Linked DNA regions of Homo sapiens: region 1 is linked to region 2. Evidence: read pairs that join two places in POLR2A ChIA-PET (ENCODE). Cell type or tissue: PC-9. All regions are shown on one strand. Each heading gives the region's core, and the rest is flanking DNA. Links, peaks and the distances in the headings are about the cores only.

Evidence for each region. Peaks named below come from ENCODE experiments on the same cell type or tissue, not always from the same donor. Only the 100,000 strongest peaks of a DNase experiment are listed, where the experiment ranks them.
Region 1: POLR2A ChIA-PET joins it to region 2 with 5 read pairs; 5 of 35 experiments call an interaction of 5 or more read pairs at or near these places.

What each region holds. Positions count from the first base shown.
Region 1 is chr1:198,102,719-198,108,111 of GRCh38, forward strand. No RefSeq gene overlaps it. Among named protein-coding and RNA genes, the nearest start is that of NEK7, 52 kb to the right of the region's middle. In PC-9, for the core only: no CTCF peak of the experiment used is centred there; a DNase peak (open chromatin) is centred at 4,733; H3K27ac peaks cover 755 bases.
Region 2 is chr1:198,669,267-198,674,659 of GRCh38, forward strand. The region is part of intron 2 of PTPRC (protein tyrosine phosphatase receptor type C); the gene reads left to right. Among named protein-coding and RNA genes, the nearest start is that of PTPRC-AS1, 4.8 kb to the left of the region's middle. RefSeq lists an enhancer at 1-697. In PC-9, for the core only: no CTCF peak of the experiment used is centred there; a DNase peak (open chromatin) is centred at 3,045.

The DNA of each region.
Region 1 (5,393 bases), core at 126-5,125, 570 kb before region 2:
CTCAGTAATGCCAGGAAGTAGGAGGGCAGTTTAAAATACTAAGTGTGGCAAGGAAATAGATAGTAAAACAGAGATGCAAAGAAAATGCCTGCTATGCATTTCAGCTAAGTCAGGCATGCAAACACTTCCACTGGAAAGATTTAAAAACTGCATTCAGTGCTTCAAAACCATGGGCTCTACTCATTAGTGATAAAATCCATTAGACAGTCTTAAGTTTCAAATTCTGCTGCTGAGGATATGGCTTTGTCTATGCATATCGTCTGAATCAAACTGAATCCTGAAGGTTTGCATTATACACTCTGTGGCATTGGACATGGAGAGTTGGGGTGGGATTGCTACGTGAGGACACATCAAGGCAGCTGTATCAGTGCTGACTTCATTTTACCAGAACAAAGACTCCCAGACTGGAAGAAACCTTTGTGATCATCTAAGATAACTTCCTTACTTGAATATCTCTTGCTGAATTCGCGTTGGCTTTTCTATTAAAATCTTGTGTTTGACCATTCCGCATCTAGTTAAGAGTTCTTGTTTCAAGTATTTTAATGCAATGCCACTTGGCAACCAAAAGTCTATGGCATTGGTATGTGAGCTGTAAATTTTATCTTTTAGATGATAACAACCTGTACGATGTAAAAAAAGCAGAGATCCTAAGTAGTTAAATAACCAGCCAGCACCAGAGAGATAGAGACAGACACAAAACTAGAAACAATTTTTCTCTCCTAGCTATAGTCTGGAGGCTTTTATTCTTGTGCCACATCAGTTACTTCTGGTTTTATCTGGCCACCACATGGAAACATTTTATAGGTAGGTACAAGGGTCCTGTGTATACTGGCAGGTGAATATGGAGAATTTCTAAGTGCTGTCATCATGTTGTGAGAAATTGAGATTAAACTTTTCATGGGAGAGAAGACAAGACTAACCTTGGTTTCTTGAGAATGGCATAAATGGCATAAACAAATGTGAAAAACTCTTAACAAAAATGCAATCACAGAAGTGTCAATACGGAGCTTGGAGTTAGAGGACCTGGGTTCTAGGCCTGGTTCTCCCATTTCTCACAAACTGGAGTAGCCTGGATAGGCTAAGCCAGATGTGATAACATTGAGGAACCCAACAGCATACACCCCCTGATCAATTATAATTAGTTTCCCATTATCAACCAGAAGTCCAAGCCTGGTGCCAAGGTTTATAAGAACAAGTTTGATCCTGCTAAACTATCTTAGAAAACCAGTTGTCTCAGGCATTCTTAATGGATTTCAAGTCAGAAATAGGCAGAATTCTTTAAAACAAGCTACTCTTTGTTTCTGGCTATGGGGTTCCAAGAGACTTTGATTATTGTACTTCATTTTATCCTTCTGTAAAATTCTTATGGAACCATCCCTACTTGTGATAATGACATGCAATGAAGCCTAATTAAAGGGAAGGTAAGAGGAGAAGACCTAATATTTATAGAATAACTAATTTTTCAGCCATTTACAAAACACCTTATCTCATTTAAGCTTCAAAAAAATTATTGGAAGTAATTATTTTATCTATTGTACTAATGCAGAAATTAAAACACAAAGAGGTAAACTAATTTGCTAATAAATCATAAAGGTGAAATTCAAACCATTTCTGTTTGACTTCCAAAATGTAGTCTCTTTTCACTCTTTTCACTTTTCATGCTCATACTGCACTGTATAGTATATTGGGCAAAACCTAAGATATTTCATATTTTCACCACTGTATGCAAAAAATAGATTTGATTGTTAAAGTCTGAAGCATAAGATCACACATAATCACTAAGGAACACAGCAAAGATTAACTCTTTTCTCTTTCAGTTAGAATCTGCTTAGAAATTATTCATTAAGGGTAGGAAAATTAATTTCTTTTTGCGTAATGAAAAGAAAAATGTTAAAATTTAAGGATATAATTATTAAAAGAAAACCTTGAAGAAGTTCCAAAATACTATATTACATTTAATATTATTATTTTATTATATAATCTCAAAACAGAACACATGAACTAACATATTTTTATAGTAGTCCTCAACTATGTATTTATGTAGTGTGAAAATACTTCCCATTTTATAGTTGGGAAATACGAGAAAAAGGAAGGGACTTCGATGAGGTTACCAGGTCAGAAATTAAAGTATTAAACTCTAGTTCTAGCTCAGGGTACACAGATTTTGAGAAAAGACCCCTGTAAACTGTACAATACCACACAAATGTTTGATATTTGTGTTATTACCCTCAGATGAGGATGGAGTCCTACTTAGCATATTCAGTTCCTTGTAAGCAGGTGACCCACTTGATGACTTGGGAAACTACTGACTTGTCTGTATAGTTTAGAAGGTTATATTTATTATGTAAGTAAACAGTGTTTGGTATATATATTTTTTCTCTTTATAAAATCTCAAAGGGAGTAAAAATAAATAAAAAATAATAATGCACCAAACAGTCATTTCTTATGGCATTCTCTTTTTTTCCCTTTTTTCCTCTCATCAAACTCTCAGCTCCTCCCTTTTTTCTCCTTGTTCTTCCTCTTCAAAGATAGAGATGATATTAGAGATGGGAATGCAGTGGAATTATTTTTAGATTGTAGCTCTTTTGACTTTGTCTCTCCTTGGGTATTCTGGGACCATCATCATTACTGGCTGTGATTTGATGGAGGCTTCTGTGAGCTCTTTTTGGTCAGCCAGTCACCCGGTCAGCTTGGAATTCCAAGTCTGAGAGTGTGACACACACTGCACAAAAGACCCCAGCAGCAAGCTGCTCCCTGTGAATCTTAGATATCACTCATTCTACACAGGCTTTGGTCTTCATTTCCATTAGGGGGCACTTCTGTTTGTAGTTTCAATAAGCCACACTTTTCCTTTTAATTCCTGGGCCCACTACAATTTTAAAACAAATTGACATACAATACAAGATACAATTTGAGTGGTGCTGTAGTTTGATCGTGTCCCCAAAGTTAATGTGTTGGAAACTTGATCCCCAATGCAGCCGCATTGGGATGTGGGGCCTAATGAGAGGTGTTGGGGTTATGGGCGCACTGCCCTCCTAAGTGGATTAATGCTATTATCATGGAAGTGGATTCTGAGAGATAAAAATAAAATTCTAAGTCCCCTAACTGATGGAATTGATCCCCTTTTGGCCAAGGGAACCCCAAAGAAACCTTGGAAGTTGAATTCATGGCAATTCAGGATGGGAAATCTGGCAGGTTTCATTAGACTCCCTCCCTTGCTTACGGTCATTAGATTTTCTTCCCTAAAGGCTAAGCAGAAACCAGCCATTTCAAAAGCTACCAGTTGATGCTCCCTGGTAGTGTAGTGGTTAGGATTTGGTGCTCTCAAAAAACTACTAGTTTATCTTCCCAGGTACAGAACAAAGACATTAATCATTCCTTCACACCTCCCTGAGACATCTGCTTCCTCTATTCCCTTTTTCCCTCAAATGTTCACCTTATCTTATGTAAAATGTAGATTTACTGGGCACTAACTAAAGTCTTACAAGTATGTAATCATTTATCTCACTGCTGACCCCTACAGCCCTTTTTAAGGAAAATGTATAGATACTAAGCCTCCTAAGAACTTCTTGGGAAAAAACTGCCACAGATGCTTCTGTGACATGCAGTTTTCCTGGGCATACCCTCAGGCTGGCTCAATAAATCTCAGATTTGAGAGTTATGCCCCAAACACTCATTTTGGCTGTCAGTCCTTACAAAAAGATGAGTTTGACCCTCTCCCCCACTCTCTTGCCCATGTGACACATTTGCCCAATAACTTTTTAGTCATTATAAATTATCCTGTCTCACATACTCTGTTATAGCAGCACAAATGGACTAAGACAGAAAACTGGTAGAAAGAAGTGGGGCTGTTGCTATAATAAATACCTGAAAATGTGGAAATGACTTTAGAATTGTGTGATGAGCAGAGATGGGAAGAGTTTGGAGGCTAAAAAGAGCCTGTATTGCTATGAGCAGAGCTATAAGGGCAATTCTGGAAAGGGCTCAGAAAATAGGAGGGCTGTAGGGAAAGTCTAAAAGTTCTTGGAGAGTATTTAAGTGGTCATGATTAGAATGTTCGTAGAAGTATGGACTGTAAAGTTTATTCTGATGAAATCTCTGAGAAAAATGAGGAATAAAGTATTGGAAACAGAAGGAAGGGTCATCCTTGTCATAAAGTAGACCAGGATTGAATTGTTCCCATGCTCAACAGCTTTATGGAAGCAGAATTTAAGAGTACTGAACTAGGATTATCTGGCAGAAGAAATTTCTAACTAAAATATTGAAGGAGACTTTGTAATCATCTGGCAGATTCTTTCTGCCCACTCCATGGTCAAAATCAATTCACTGAGACCACAGCATTGCTGTATAGAAAGAGTTTAATTGACTTGAGGCCAGCCATGACACATGGGAGACAGAGTTATTACACAAAACAATCTGAAGACTCAGAGGTTAAGAGTTTTCCAGGATAGTCTGGTGGGTGGAAACTAGGGAATCGGTGTTGCTGATTGGTTGGGATGCCATCATAGGGGTGTGGAAAACAGTCCTTGTGTTCTGAGTCTGCCTCTGTGTGTGAAGGCCACAGGACCAGTTGAGTCATGAGTCATGAGACCAGGTAGAGTTAGCCAATCATCAGGAATGCAAAAGTCTGAAGAGACATCTCAAAGGCCAATCTTAGGTTCTATCATAGCGATGTTATCAACATGTGTAACTGAGGAAGTTACAAATCTTGTAACCTCCAGAACAATGGCTGGTTAACATTTATCTATGCCTACATCTTAGAGGAATTCAGGCCTCTTTCATAATCCTACTCTTGTGGGCTTTCATTAGTTTTACAAAGGTGAATTAGTTTTGGGAAGCACTATTATCATTCTTGCTTTAAGGTTAAACTATAAACTCAATTTTTCCCAAAGTTAGCTTTGCCTATGCCCAGGAATGATCAAGGACAGTTTGGAGTTTAAAAGCAAGATGGAGTCAACTCTGTCAGATTTCTCTGACTGTCATAATTTTGCAAAGGTGGTTTTATTGTGTGGATTATTTTAACTGCATACAGTAAAATGGCAGAAGAAATAAATGACCTAAAGATGAAATTTGTAATTAAAAGGAAAATAAAACATAAAAATTTGGAAAACTCACAGCCTGGCCATATAAAGAACAAAAAAGCATGCGAGGATCTGGCAAGTGGCCCTTTGATAAAGGATTAGCATGGATAGAAGGAAGCCAGGTGGTATTCATCAAGACAATGGGCGGATGACTCTGAAGGTATTTTGGAAATCTTCAAGGCTTCTCCTCTCATCTCAGACCCCAAATTCTAGGAGAGCAGAGTGGTTTCAGGGGATGGTCCTAGGGTGCCCTCGAGCTTGCTGATCAGGGCAATGCTCCCTGCATTCTGGTGCAGTACCCCTTGGTCACCC
Region 2 (5,393 bases), core at 242-5,241:
GTCACCACATTCCTGCATAAGGCTCTTTATCTCTGACTGGTCATGCTCACATCTGTTTTCTGCCAGCCTTTTCTGGTGCCCGCAGGCACCCACCTGCACCCAATGTCCTCCTTTTATGCTTTCTGGCCTCCTTTCATGTACTGTGTGGTCCACCATACTACCTAATCTGCTATATACTCACAAAACTATTTACTTCTTTTGAAAAAAATGTATTATTAGATTTAAATATATGTATTTATATTTCCCTTCACTTTTTAAAGTTTTCACTTTATTTTTATACTATGTTTTAAGCTTCCCTAATATCCCACTGCTGAATCCCACCGACATGGAATCCACGGCATGGTGAATCCCTGACTTACCCATTCCTACTAGAAGTAGAGCCAGAATCTAATCCAGACCTCCTGCCAGCCACTCCCAGACCCCTTCTTTCCCCCAAAGAAAATGAAGAACATATTTTTTGTGCAAAGAGATACAATCAGGAAATTTTTTTAAAATCAGCTTTTATTTTAACTGAATAGCTTACTTAGTCCTGGGGCTGTAAAGTCAACTGAATGATGGAGTCATTTTTTTCAAAATGCGACATCTTCTTACCCACTTCTCTTATTACTCTCATCATTATGAAAATCACATTTGTGAAAGGAAATGAATTTATATCAGGTTTTCTTTGGCATCACCCAAAGGACCTTAGTAAAGAAAATTAATACTAATTTTATTTTCTATTGTGAGCACCTTAATACGGAACTGTAAGAATAATTACTATTTTTAATGCCAAATGAAGCATGTAAGTATTACTAGCTTCTTTTTTGTATTAACTTCTATACTTATCTCAGGAGTTTTTATAGTGATATAGACATTTTGTGAAATAGATCATGAGTGAAACATAGACCTGGTATAGCTTGACTGGGGCCTACTTTACAGATTTGTCCTTAAGTACTGAATATAAATGTTTCTGCTTCTTATTTTCCTTAGCATTTTTAAAGAAAGTCCTGGAAGCCAAAAATCTCCATGATGAAATATTTATAATTATTAATCACTGTTATATGACCTTATTATGTATGAAAACTATATTCAACATCCTAAATATGAAATGTGATTAGTTCTGATTTTAAAGATTTGTGATAAAACAAGACACCATTGATGAAATACATAGAAAAAGGAAGACAAAATAGCTTGGGACACATTAATAACTTACACAAAAAATTTTAAAAATTAAATCTTCTAATAGATTTGATATATAATATACCCCAGAAATATTTACATTATATTTTCAAAGTCTAGAGCATTTCTTCCATAGACTCCAAAACTATTTGTATATATTATCATCGAAACACAATTTTGAGAGAAGTTGGAATGGCAGTGCAGTTAGCAGATAAAAAAAATACCCACTTTTCTTTACAAGTCTCTATCTAATTCATACTCCCTATTGCTCTTTCCTGCTTCACAAACTTCTTAAAAGATTTTTTCATGTGGTGTGAATATTTAAAATCTGTCTTAGCAATTTTCAAATATACAATATAGCTGGCCATCTGTATTTGTGGGTTTTGCATCCTCTGATTCAGCCAACCATGGATTGAAAATATTAGGAAAAAATGACGAAATACAACAATACATCATAAAAATAATACAACTTAAAAGACAATACAGTATAACAACTATTTACATAGCATTTATTTTGCATTAAGTATTATAAGTAATCTAAAGATGATTTAAGGTATATGGGAAAATATACTTAGGTGATGTACAAAAACTTTAATCATTTCATAGTGTATACATATATCAAAATGTCACATTGTACCTTATAAATACTCATAATCATTTGTCAATTAAAAATAATTTAAATTTTTTGAAATGTAAAAAAAAAAAATTTTTCTAGCCTCCCAGTCTACACTCTCACTTTTCACTAACCCATTTACTGCTTTCTTGCTTGTTCTCCCAGCACACCACAAAAACAACTTCCATGCATACACCAGTATCACCCCCCTCACCCCCCTGTTTCCAATAAATTAAACCCAATGGACCAAGCTAAAGCATTTATTATACTTCACCTCTCAGAGGCATTTAACGCTATTGACAACTTCCTTCTTTTCAAAACCCTGTCCTCCCCTAATTTTCATGAAACATGAAACTACCTTCTAGTTCTCTTATTTATCTCAGCCATCTGGCTCCTCTTTCTCTATTCCCTTGTTACCTATTGGTGTTGGTATGTATTCCATTCTAGAACTTTGTCTCCTCTACTGTGATGCTATCATTTAGGGTGAAATCAACTACTCCCATTGCTTAATTTGTCTTTTATAAATTTGTGACTTCTACATCTATAGCTCCAGTTCTGCTGTCTTTTTTGTATTAAAGACCAATTTCTCCAACTATGCACTAGACACTTCCAACTAGTATCCCACTGGTATCTCAAATTCAACATTATTGAACTCAAAAACTTCTTTTGTTAACTTGCCTTGCTGTCATATTTCCTGTATTGGTGAATTATATCAGCTTCCATAGACTTGCCTGAGCCAATATAACCTAGGACATATTCTCCTTTTCCCTTAACTCAGCATTGACTGACAAAGAACATGCTAGGAAGTCTGTATTCTTCATGTCTTAAAATATTCACCTCTGCTTCCATTGCCACAGCTTTGATTTGGGCCACTCACATTTCTGCAGTAGTCTCTGAGATTGTTATCATCCATATCTCTGCATTTTTCTTGCTAATGAGACCTTCATTAAAATTATTTTGTAAGTATTTAATTATTTAGCAGTTCATGCCTTTCCATATGACTTAAAATTCCATTGGGTTTTGCTTTTTTCCTGTAACCTAAAGTTACATCTGGGTTGGTCAAAGTGAAGCATAGTAACTACATTCCCTTTGATAGTGCTGCAATTAAGACCAATGAAATGTGAAGGAGTTTTAGGGAAGCTTTTTCCTCAGTCTTAAAAAGAGACAAAAGGAAACAATACCCCTCTCCTGTCTCTGGTTCATATTTGATGAGAATGTGGCACCTAGTCTTTTTGAGACCAGTGGGGTAGTTAGGCCCACACCCTGTGGATGTCAGAGCAAAAATATGGAAGGAATCTGGGTCCTGATACCATCATCAAACCATTGAGCTAATTCCGTTTTGTAAGATAATAAATTCCTTACTGTTTACTCTGTTCGAGTTCCTTTTTTTTCTGTTAGTTGTAGCTGAAACCATTTTAACTGTTGTTTTTTGTTTGGTTTGGTTTTGTTTAATACGGAGTCTTGCTCTGTTGCCCAGGCTGGAGTGCAGAGGCGCCATCTGGGCTCCCTGCAACCTCCACCTCCAGGGTTCAAGCGACTCTCCTGTCTCAGTCTCCCAAGTAGCTGGGATTACAGGTGCACGCCACCATGCCCAGCTATTTTTTTTTTTTTTGTATTTTTTTGCATTTTTAGTAGAGATGGGGTTTCACCATGTTGGCCAGGCTAGTCTAGAATTCCTGATCTCTGGTGATCTACCAATCTTGGCTACCCAAAGTGCTGGGATTACAACCCACTGTGCCCAGCACCATTTTAACTGTATTCTAAAAGCATTTTACAGCCTGCTAATACATAACCTCATCTCCAACCTTGCTTCCTAAGTTCCACTCTGTGTTCCACAAATGGGATTAATCACCTACTGAAAGCTCTATAATAATTCCTGTCACCTGAGGATATTGTTAAAACTTCTCAGTTTGTAGAAGAGGGCCTTCATTATCAGCATCACATTTATTTTCCAGAAAGATATCTAGCACCCCTCTACCTTACATCTTGCTTTTCAGCCAGGAAGAACAACTTTTTCTTTCTGAAATGTACTAGAATCTCAGTGTTGGGCCACATTGCTTTTTTTTTTCTAAAAGACTAATCGTCTTCCTTTCCCACCTAACTCAAACATATCCCTCTTAACTTAGACATTACTTATTTTGGGGAAGTCTTCCATGATTACCCTAAGAATAGGGTAGGCATTCTTTCTCTCTGCTTCCATAGAAAGTAGGAAACTATTGCACTTACTCATTGTAATGTGGCTATATTTTGATCAAAATAATTAAAAAATACTGTGTGGATTCAAATTTTTCTCAGCTACTCACAAGCTGAATGATCTCACACAAGTTATTTATTGCACCTTATTGTGCTTTCTTTTTCTCTGAAATAGAGGTAATAATTATACATACTTCATATTATTACAATGATTCAGGAAGCTAATGTATATGGTATACTTACATATATATATGACCTAGTATAACGCATGATACATAATAAGTGCTGTGTACATGCTCAGTCAAATAATGGTCATTTGAAAACATTTATTGAGTAAATGAAGAGGAAAGTGTTTATTTTCAATACATTCAAAGATATTGTTTTGGTTATTTCCATTACAGAGGCATAATCAGTTTACTATTCAGAAAAATGCAAGAGTACATTTTTACTGCTCCTCCAGTGATACTATGGAAAACAATGTTTTAGAAAAATAAAGAAGGTGTGAATAATGATTAAAGAATCATACACTCTCAAAGTGAAACAATTTCCCAAGAAATGCGGTAGAATAAGCCTTTTGGTTTCTGATTTTTTTTCTTAACTTTGCTTGTATGTTGTAGAAAGCTAATCTAAATTTAAGAAATTGAAATTTTGAAGTATTAATAATGTACTTCTCTCCCAAAATTGTTTTAATGTAATGATTTTTGCCATATGGATGAATTATATATGCATCTAGAGGCTAAAAACCATAAAAACAAGCTTCTTCTTAGTAGACTTTTGTTGTTTATTTTGTACAGCATAAAGCAGCAGTCAAAAAGTTTTCCAAACAAATTATCTTATGTATTTTGACTAAACCCAGATTTATCTTCTTAAAATGAAGACCTTTGTTGTAGTTGCATTTGTTCCTCATATGCAGTAGAATGACCCAGCCTCTTTGGCTTAGAGGTAGTGCCTCCTTTTTACGACACTTGGAGCGGCATCTGATGCTCATCACTTCAGTTGGATAAGGAATGCTGTCCAGTCACAGAGACTCATGAGATCATGTCCAATGAAGGCATTTAACAATAAATTCACAACTAGTGAGTGAGAATTTTATAAAGCAGTTTCAAGTATTAAGTAGATAGGTAGGTAAGCTTTATTATATTTTTTAAATGTGAAATTTTACAATTGTGAAAATTTACAATTTTACAATTTTACAATGTCAGGATGGATAACATTGCCTTTTTAGTAATGGTAGCCTTCACTATCTGCATTATGACTGTACAATAATAACATATAATAATATATATAGCATATATATTTTATATATATAACATAATATATAACATATATAATAACATATAATTATAACATAATAACTGGGGCTATGATTGCAAACATTTATAAGATGTGGTATGAAAATGTCCCAATCACAAAAACACTCAATTTAAAA